Linked DNA regions of Homo sapiens: region 1 is linked to region 2. A link is an interaction called in ENCODE POLR2A ChIA-PET data of the cell type or tissue named here. Cell type or tissue: HepG2. All regions are shown on one strand. Each heading gives the region's core, and the rest is flanking DNA. Links, peaks and the distances in the headings are about the cores only. Region 1 has its middle 7.6 kb from the start of LINC00845. Region 2 holds the start of LOC124902434 (a long non-coding RNA gene).

Region 1 (5,578 bases), core at 1-5,000, 58 kb after region 2:
TGTACTCTCAGGTTAAGATAAGAGTATTCTTGAAGCCTCAATTATTCTGAGAAGTGCTGCAAAGGGTTATTTACTGGTTAAAGGTCACACCATTACACCTTTCAATTGCACGAGTGATCCTGAAATGATTTGTGACACAATGTGTGTGTAGATTCTATCTAAACTCCTTGTTTCTTTTGTGCTATATTCTTTGTAATTTGTCTTAGTCTGCTTGGGCTGCCATAACAAAATATCATACACTGGGTGGCTTACATGACAGAAATTTGTTTCTCACTGTTCTGGAGGTTGGAAAGTCCAAGATCAAAGTGCCAGCTGATTCAGTTCGGGCTCCCTTCCTGGCTTGCAAGTGACTACCTTCCCAGTATCAGCTCACACCACCTTTCCTCAGTGTATGCATATGAAGAGAGGGAGTGAGTGCTCAGATGTCTCTTCTCATAAGGACACCAATACTATCAGATCAGGGCCCAGTTACTTCCTTAAAGGCCCTGTCTCCAAATACAGTCATATTTGGGGATTAGGGTTTCAACACATGAATCTTGTGGTAACACAAACCTCCATTCTATAATATAATTTATATGCTTGCTTTCAACAAATATTTATTGAATGCTTTCTATGTTCCTGGCACTATAACCAAGTTGCTGTTCTCACTGTAGGGGGAAAACAGCAGACAATGCACACACACATGTTAACTTATGTATTAAAAGGAAAACTAAATTAATTAAGGAGACAAAGAATGAGGAGGTTGAGAAAGGGGGCTATTTGTAGAATGGGTGGTGATGGATTGCTTCTCCAATAGCAGACATGGGAGTAGACATCTGATGTAGCTGAGGAGCAAGACTCTAAATATTAACAGGAAGAGTTCTAGCTCAAAGGTCAAGAGACAGGAGAATGAGGTTGAAAGAGCAAAAGAAAGCCAGAGAATCTGTGACAAGATGTAGGAGAGGACAGTGGTAGAGAAGGAGGTAAGAGAGGTGAAGTGGCAAGCAGGTAAGGCCTTGACAGACAGGGTCCTGTTGTATTGTATTCTGAGACCAATAGAAAGCCATTGAGGGTTTTTTTTTTTTTTTTTGAGCAGAGGACTGACAAGAATTATGATATATACTTTCAAAAACTGTCGCATTAAATGCTATCTGGATAACAGACTATGGGGCAAGACTAAGAGCAGAAAGACAAGTTTAGAGGCTTTTTCGCAAATCCAAGTAAACAATGCTAGTTTGGAAGAGAGTGGACCTAGGATTTGAAATACCTTTGGAAGATGGAGGTATCAGGATTTCCTAATGGATTAGATATGGGATACGAAAGAAAGGATAACAACAACATCAAAATCTTTGCTGGCTTGAAATAATACCGCCGGGTGCGGTAGCTCACACCTGTAATCCCAGCACTTTGGGAGACCAAGGCTGGTGGATCACTTGAGGCCAGGAGTTTGAGATCAGCCTGGCTATCTTGGGGAAACCCCATCTCTACTAAAAAATATGAAAATTAGCTGGGCATGGTCATGTGCCAGCAGCTTTGCCTCTCTTGAACCTGAGAGGCGGAGGTTGCAGTGAGCTGAGATCATGCTACTGCACTTCAGCCTGGGTGACAGAGTAAGACCCTGTATCAGAAAAAAAAAAAAGAAAAAAAAATAATTCTAGGGTTCAAATCAAAAGAGGAATCTAAAATTAAAACCACGTAGAGGCTGTGCTCTCCTACCACTCCATTTCTCCACACACAACTTTTCAAAGGTGCAATTGGTCATTTTTGTACTTGTCTGTTTAGCAGGTGTCTCCTCTCTCATTAGAATGTAAGCTCCTAATGTCTATCTGGTTCCCCCTTATATTACCTGCACCATGCTCAATGCCAACCATTTGCTGAGCCCTCATTACATTCTTTAAAGAATGAATGGGACCAGCCGGAAGAGGTGGCTCACACCAGTAATCCTAGCATTTTGGGAGGCCAAGGCAGGCAGATCACCTGAAGTCAGGATTTCGAGACCGGCCTGACCAACATGGTAAAACCCTGTCTCTACTAAAAATACAAAAAATTAGTGGAGCGTGGTGGTGCATGCCTGTAATCCCAGCTACTTGGGAGGCTGGGGCAGGAGAATCACTTGGACCCAGGAGACAGAGGTTGCAGTGAGCAGAGACGGCCACTACACTCCAGCCTGGGCAACAGAGCTAGATTCCATCTCAAAAAAAAAAAAAAAAAAAAAAAAAAAAGACTAAATGGGACCAGGTGTGGTGACTCATACATGTAATCCCAGCACTTTGGGGGGCCAAGTTGGAGGATGGCTTGAGGGTGGAAGTTCAAGGTTATAGTGAGCTATGATAGTGTCACTGCAGTCCAGCCTGGGCCACAGAGTGAGACCTTGTCTCTAAAAAGGAAAAGAAAATGAGTGAGACCTTGTCTCTAAAAAAGAAAAGAAAAAGGTCGCTTCCAAGATGGCTGAATAGGAACAGGTCTGGTCTACAGCTCCCAGTGAGATCAACACAGAAGACGGGTGATTTCTGCATTTCCAACTGAGGTACTTGTTCATTTCATTGGCACTTGTTGGACAGTGGGTGCAGCCCACGGAGGGTGAGCCAAAGCAGGGTGGTGTGTAACCTCACCCAGGAAGTGCAAGGGGTCAGGGGATTTCCTTTTCCTAGCCAAGGGAAGCTGTGAGTGACTGTACCTGTAGGAACGGCACACTTCTGCCCAAATACTACACTTTTCCCATGGTCTCCACAACCAGCAGACCAGGAGATTCCCTCCCATGCTTGGTTCGGCAGGTCTCATGCCCACAGAACCTTGCTCACAGCTAGCACAGCAGTCTAGGATCAACCTGGGACACTGGAGCTTGTGGGGGAGGGGTGTCCACCATTGCTGAGGCTTGAGTAGGGGGTTCTATGCTCAGAGTGTAAACAAAGTGGCAGGGAAGCTCAAATTGGGCAGTGCCCACCACAGTTCAGTAAGGCCTACTGCCCCTCTAGATTCTACTTCTGGAGGCAGGGCATATACGAACAAAAGTCAGCAGACAGCTTCTGCAGACTTAAACATCCCTGCCTGACAGCTCTGAAGAGAGCAGTGATTCTCCCAGCACAGCGTTTGAGATCTGAGAACAGACAGACTGCCTCCTCAAGTGGGTCCCTGACTCCCATGTAGCCTGACTGGGAGACACCTCCCAGTAGGGGCTGACAGACACCTCATACAGGTGGGTGCCCCTCTGGGACAAAGCTTCCAGAGGAAGGATTGGGCAGCAATATTTGCTGTTCTACAGCCTCTGCTGGTGATACCCAGGCAAACAACGTCTGGAGTGGAGCTCCAGCAAACTCCAACAGACCTGCAGCTGAGGGGCCTGAATGTTAGAGGGAAAACTAACAAACAGAAAGGAATACCATCAACATCAACAAAAAGGACATCCACACCAAAACTCCATGTGTAGGTCACCAACATCAAAGACCAAAGGTAGATAAAACCACAAAGATGAGGAGAAACCAGAGCAGAAAGCCTGAAAATTCCAAAAACCAGAATGCCTCTTCTCATCCAAAGAAACACAACTCCTCACCAGCAAGGGAGCAAAGCTGCATGGAGAATGAGTTTGACGAGCTGACAGAAGTAGGCTTCAGAAGGTCAGTAATAACAATAACTAAAGGAGCATCTTCTAACCATTCTAACCCATCGCAAGGAAGCTTAAAACCTTGAAAAAAGGTTAGACGAATGGCTAACTAGAATAACCAGTGAAGAGAAGAGCTTAAATGACCTGATGGAGCTGAAAACCACAGTACAAGAACTGCGTGAAGCATACACAAGCTTCAATAGCCAATTTGATCAACCAGAAGAAAGGGTATCAGTGATTGAGGATCAAATTAATGAAATAAAGAGAGAAGACAAGATTAAAAATAAAAGAGTGAAAAGAAACGAACAAAGCCTCCAAGAAATATGGGACTATGTGAAAAGACCAAATCTACGTTTGATTGGTGTACCTGAAAGTGATGGGGAGAATGGAACCAAGTTAGAAAACACTCTTCAGGATATTATCCAGGAGAACTTCCCCAACCTAGCAAGGCAGGCCAACATTCAAATTCAGAAAACACAGAGAACACCACAAAGATACTCCTTGAGAAGAGCAACCTCAAGACACCTAATTGTCAGATTCACCAAGATTGAAATGAAGAAAGGAATGTTGAGGGAAGCCAGAGAGAAAGGTCAGGTTACCCACAAAGGGAAGCCTATCAGACTAACAGTGGACCTCTCGGCAGAAACCCTACAAGCCAGAAAAGGGTGGGGGCCAATATTCAACATTCTTAAAGAAAAGAATTTTCAACCCAGAATTTCATATCCAGCCAAACTAAGCTTCATAAGTGAAGGAGAAATAAAATCCTATACAGACAAGCAAATGCTGAGAGATTTTTGTCACCACCCGGCCTGCCTTATAGGAGCTCCTGAAGGAAGCACTAAACATGGAAGGGAACAACCAGTACCAGGCACTGCAAAAACATGCCAAATTGTAAAGACCATCGATGCTATAAAGAAACTGTATCAATTAATGGGTGACGTAACCAGCTGGCATCGTGATGGCGGGATCAAATTCACACATAACAATATTAACCTTAAATGTGAGTGGGCTAAATGCCCCAATTAAAAGACACAGACTGGCAAGTTTGTTGGAGAGGCAAGACCCATCGGTGTGCTGTATTCAGGAGACCCATCTCACATGCAAAGACACACATAGGCTCAAGATGAAAGGATGGGGGAAGATCTGCCGAGCAAGTGGAAGGCAGAGGAAAGCAGGGGTTGCAATCCTGCTCTCTGATAGAATAGACTTTGAACCAACAAAGATCAAAAGAGACAGGGAAGGCCATTACATAATGATAAAGGGATCAACTCAACAAGAAGAGCTACATATTCTAAGTATGTATGCATCCGATACAGGAGCACCCAGGTAGGGTCATGAAGCAAGTTCTTAGAGACCTACAAAGAGACTTAGACTCCCACACAATAATAATGGGAGACTTTGGCACCCCACTGTCAATATTGGACAGATCAATGAGACGGAGAATTGGCAGGGATGTCTGGGACTTGTACTCAGCTCTGGACCAGGCAGACCTGATAGACATCTACAGAACTCTCCACCCCAAATCAACAGAATATACATTCTTATGAGCACCACATCACACTTATTCTAAAATTGATCAAATGGTTGGAGGTAGAAAACTCCTCAGCATATGTAAAAGAATAGAAATTACGACAAACTGTCTCTCAGACCACAGTGCAATCAAATTGGAACACAGGGTTGAGAAACTCACTCAAAACTGAACAACTACATGGAAACTGAACAACCTGCTCCTGAGTGACTATTGGGTAAATAATGAAATGAAGGCAGAAATAAAGATGTTCTTTGAGATCAATGAGAACAAAGACACAATGCACCAGAATCTCTGGGACGCATTTAAAGCAGTGTGTAGAGGGAAATTTGTAGCACTAAATGCCCACATGAGAAAGCAGGAAAGATCTAAAATCAACACCCTGGCATCACAGTTAAAAGAACTAGAGAGGCAAGAGCAGACAAATTCCAAAGCTAGCAGAACATAAGAAATAGCTAAGATCAAAGCAG
Region 2 (5,000 bases), core at 1-5,000:
GTTTCTTACACAAGCTCTCTCTTGCCTGCCAGTTTGTAATATGTGCCTTTCGCCTTCCTCCATGATTGTGAGGCCTCCCCAGCCATGTGGAACTGTGAGTCAATTAAACCTCTTTTCTTTATAAATTACCCAGTCTGAGGTACGTCTTTATTAGCAGTGTGAGGACAAACTAATACAGACATATATCTAGCCAAGTTATCAATAAGTGTGGAGATAAAGACTTTTTAAGCATGGGAGACCTCAAAACCTTTATCATCTATGCCCCCATACTCTAAAAGATGCAGGACAATGTTCTCCACCAAAAGGAATATATTAACCAAAAAAGAGAAAGACATAGAAACAAGGAAACTCAGGATCCCACATAAGAGAGAGGCAAAGCAAGTCCTAAGATGGTAGTGAAGTCCCAGGGTGACCCCTGTGCCCAGGCTCAGAAAGCACAAATCTAGACTAGAGCATGAGCAAAGAAGGCTCCCCAGAAGTTCCCTCTACAAAAAAATAAATTAAAACAGATATATCACCTCATATGTTCCAATGTATTCAGAGTTATTTAAATATGACAGAGACTGGAATACATTTTTTCGAACATAAAATTAAGGATTGGACTAGCAGATCTCTAAGTCTTTTTCACCTCAAACAACCTATGATCTATAACCCGTGACCCTGCATTCTTGCAAGATAAAATTCATATTTTAGAGCCAAGGTCAAAGATATATGGTTCATGCACTTACCCGAGAAAAGAGCCAAACAATAATATTAAGAAAAACATTTTATTTATATGAGGATTTTAAAAGTGAGCTATTTTGCCATATAAGCTCTGCTTTCTCCAGTCAAACCACAGCCCATTTCCCCACCTTCTTTCATGCACAGATTCCTTTTCAAGCAGTTTTATCATATGTACTAATCAGGGTTCCCAGAAAGAGGGCTGTAAATAGACCACAAGAAATACCTTTACTAATACTGGAATCTCCCATGGACAGACACACTGGTCTGCAGACTAAGAGAATTTAAGGATTAGGAAGCCACTTAAGTATAAGACTCTAATTAGCCAATTTATCCTTCCATTTGCTAATGACCAAAAATAAAACTTTAAATATGTGTGAAGGGTTCTAAGTAACTAGAAATGTAAGTCTATTTCCTTAGAAATCATTTTTTTCTCTTTAGCTTCCATATAATCCCAGTTATGAAGATTGGTTCACACATTTCATATCTAGCAGAAATGAATGCCCGACCTTAGCAGTAAGTATAAAAACAGACAAGAAAACTCTTCTTTCTTTTCATTTTCCACTCATTTCTAGCTTCGTTTCCACTCTAGTTGTTGTCCTTAGCTGTACCTTTCCTGTTGCAGCCTTGGCCTGATCCTACTTGCCACACTTTCTCCAACCTCCCCACTATCTTTAGTCTGTCTTTGTCCTCAGATCCCCTCTCCTTCCGGGATGATCTCCAACCCTGCTGCTCCTTATGCCAAACCACTGGGGAAGCACCATCAACAAGTCTTAGTGACAAGGACATTGGTCAAGGGCAACCTGTTCAGACGTTTCAGGAAATCAGGACAAAAACCCAGTCAATCCTGGGGTTCCCTTCATACTTCAATACTGTCACCAAGAAAACACAATGCAAATTGCATGTAATCTGAAGAATCAGGAAACCCAGGAATGCACAGGGCACTCAAAAGGTAAATGACCACATATGCCTTGGGTTTAGGGAGATATTCATCTGAAGATGTATTTGCAAGATGTCACGTCTGCATTAAAGCTGTAAATTCTTAAATCTGTCTAAACTGGGATTCTTAATGTCAGGGGGAGGCATCTTCTGCTTTGAGTGTTTGCAGTAGACTAAGGTACAACACAACAGCCTGAAAGTGTTCATGCAGACAGCAGAAGGAACAATTCATTACATTGGAAGAACCTAATCCTTCTAGATAAGTATACCTTTGTATACAAAACTTACATTTAAAGAAAAAAAAAGTTAAAGTCCATGAGAGGAATTGCAAATTCACCTGCTTACGGGTAATTTGTCAGGAGGTAACAGAAATGACTGGCTATGGGCACGTGTTATGGATGGGAATGGGGGAACCATAGGGTATTAGAGGGGAAAGATCCTATATAGGAGCAGTTGCTGCTTAGCTCCAGCCATTTGCTGTCATGCAATAACATAAGCCTAGTATCAACCTCTGTTTCACTCTTTAATTGTAAAATTTCCCAGATTTTAAAATGCTACAAAGGAAAAAAAAAATCTGTAAACTTGCACCAATCTAACCTGTTACATTTTAGAGAGTCATGCAAATTTTTATCTTTCCCAGCCAAACAGCTCAACAAATGAGCGGCATCAGTAAGGTTTAGATAACCCTCTTGGCAACATTTCCAAATTTCAGATACTTCAAACGTGACCTCTGGCTCTTTACACATGCCCTTCTCTCTCATCGACGTCAGCGGGAGTTAAGAATTTATCAGATCAATTATATCAAGATTTTCAAATGTCAGATCTTCTTTTCATCTACCCTATAGCAAACACATTTATTTCATAATCCTTTGAAATATGGGATTTCAGCCTAAACAAAGAACATTGAATTGTTTCTATTTAAGAAAATATTTATATTAATCAGAGGCCAAAAGAGACTTATGTGAGTTGACCAACGATCAGTTCTCTGTGAGTTGCATTAAAAACGTTTGACATCAAGTTAGGTAAAAGTGTCAGGAAGTATTCTTAAAGCTTGGCTGCTCAGGAAGGATTTAGGGATGTGAGTGTTCAGTTGAGCATTAGGACATTATTGGTGTTTTTCCCCAGCAAGTGTTTGGCAGATACTGTTTCCTCAGGATATGATTGTCCAATTCCTTCTTTAAATTTAAGCTAGTATTTTTATTAGGGCACATGGATTAGAGAGGATCCATGTGCCCTAATAAAAAGAGAAATTGCTTGGCAAAAGATAAAATTCAAACACTAAGCAACATCTTAAATTGAATTGCCTTGAAATAACCTTACAACAAGGTTATAAAAGTTTAAAACATTTTAAGGGTCAAAAGCTCTGAATCCCATGGCATTTCTAATTAGCAAAATTCAGTTCATAGAGGGGAACTAAGCTCTCAAAATTAAATCCAGCTGACGCTCCCAGCGCTCCTAACTAGTACACCTGACTGAGCCATGGTCTCCATTTTTTCTATAAGACATTTGACTGACGTTACAATGAACAATTACACTTAGTAAGTTATTTTCTAGAATGTCTACTCACGGGTTTTATGCTTACAATGAGTTGCTTACATTTTTCTCAAGTCAGTTTATGCCAGTTTACTATTAGAATTACACAATTAAATACACACAGACTGAGGAAATATGAATGTGGAAAGAGAGACTTTGGTTTCTATAAAAACCTAGTTGAGTACATTAGAAAGAGTTCATAAAAGCAAGTTTGAAAGAAAATTAATCAATAAGATGTGGGTGAGATATCCATGAAAGAGTAGGATACATTTGTAAAACTTTAGACAGACTCTGCTTTCAGACAGCTTTACAATGGTCTTTAACTTCAAGCGCTGCTCTTAATAAATGGGAACTAGTAGAAACAGTAGAAAATGTATTGTGGGTATAATTTATACAAGAAAGATGAGTGAGCATTCCAATCAGTGTACCTACACTCAAAGGAAAGGCACTGGCTTTTCATCAGAAAAAATTGACAAATAACATAAATACTTAAAATATGTGCATCTTATTTTCACGAATCTCTTTTCAATTACTGACAAATTTATCCACCAATGGCAATCACATTAGATAATAGAGCTGCTACTATGGACATTTCAAATAAACCTTATGTTTAATCTAAACAAGGTAATATTTCTACCAAATGTATGATGTTTTAAACGCTTGTCAACATAGAAATTATCTCCTCAACATACAATCATGTCAACCTACTGCAAAGTTTACATTGCAGCGGACTAAAATCAAGGTAATGCCTATGGAAAATTCTCCATTGTGAGGTGGCTTTTTACTCCATGATCTCATGAAAACTTTTATGTTTACAAATAATACAAATTGATTAAATGACTTTATATTTCTAAAATAACTCTGTTATAGAAATCTCTGAAATACTAATAATTAGGGCAAAATTTCAAGATTTGGTCATCATTAGTAATATTATGTACCAGACACTTTGCTAAACACTATCCAAGTTTGTATGTTTGTTTTCAACAGCACTTATTTTATACATGAGAAAATTAAGTTCCAGAGATAATAAAAAGTTGTTCATGGTCACTGTGTGTGATGTATGGGGCAGAGCCAGAGCTTGGCCTTCAGTCTCTTGAGCTCTAAAGCTGGTGCTTATTGTCGTTATGATGTTATCAGCAGTTCTACAGAATATGCCTCTTTGATGTTACTCAACTAAAGGCCCCTAGATTCTTCAGGCTATCCAGATTTTATCTTTAAAAGTTACCGCATACAGTTTTGAAATCACTGGTTGTAATGTGTAATTACATAATTTTAAAATACTAGATAATTCTTCACAAAATTTCTTCAGAACACAAAGGTATTCATACTCATTATTAATAAGAAGTACTTCCAAGGAAGGATATAAAGAGAATAATTCTGGGATTTTATTTTAATTCGTTTATCCACACATCTACTCTGGGCCTTATGCTCAGCACCGAGAACACAAAGGTGTCTAAGACATTGTCACTGGATTTAAGAAACACATGGCCTGAGTGAGGAAGAGACAATGAAGTAGTTGTAACATAATCTGACAGCAGTTCTAACGGAGATTCCATAGTAAATGCAGTAGAAACTAGGAGATAGTGAATGTGCAGGAGGGTCACCTAGGCAGGGGTAGCTGACACCTCCCACATAGAGGAGTCTTTTGTCACCGACATTCTTTCAGTTGCTGGTACCTGATGCTAAGAAGAAGCAGATGATTTTACTCAATTTTGATATTAACTTTCTACAGAGTGCATTTACTACTTGCCGTCTCTACAGAATGAATTCACTACTGCCCGCACCCAGGTGGAGCATTCCCACCACAC

The links. ChIA-PET counts read pairs that join two places held together with the same protein. Peaks named below come from ENCODE experiments on the same cell type or tissue, not always from the same donor. Only the 100,000 strongest peaks of a DNase experiment are listed, where the experiment ranks them.
Region 1: POLR2A ChIA-PET joins it to region 2 with 5 read pairs; 3 of 35 experiments call an interaction of 5 or more read pairs at or near these places.

The regions. Positions count from the first base shown.
Region 1 is chr10:61,005,873-61,011,450 of GRCh38, reverse strand. No RefSeq gene overlaps it. Among named protein-coding and RNA genes, the nearest start is that of LINC00845, 7.6 kb to the left of the region's middle. In HepG2, for the core only: no CTCF peak of the experiment used is centred there; no DNase peak of the experiment used is centred there.
Region 2 is chr10:61,064,565-61,069,564 of GRCh38, reverse strand. It overlaps LOC124902434 (a long non-coding RNA gene), which reads left to right and starts at 1,625. Exons shown (of 2, transcript XR_007062154.1): 1 at 1,625-1,672. In HepG2, for the core only: no CTCF peak of the experiment used is centred there; DNase peaks (open chromatin) are centred at 2,424, 4,334 and 4,724.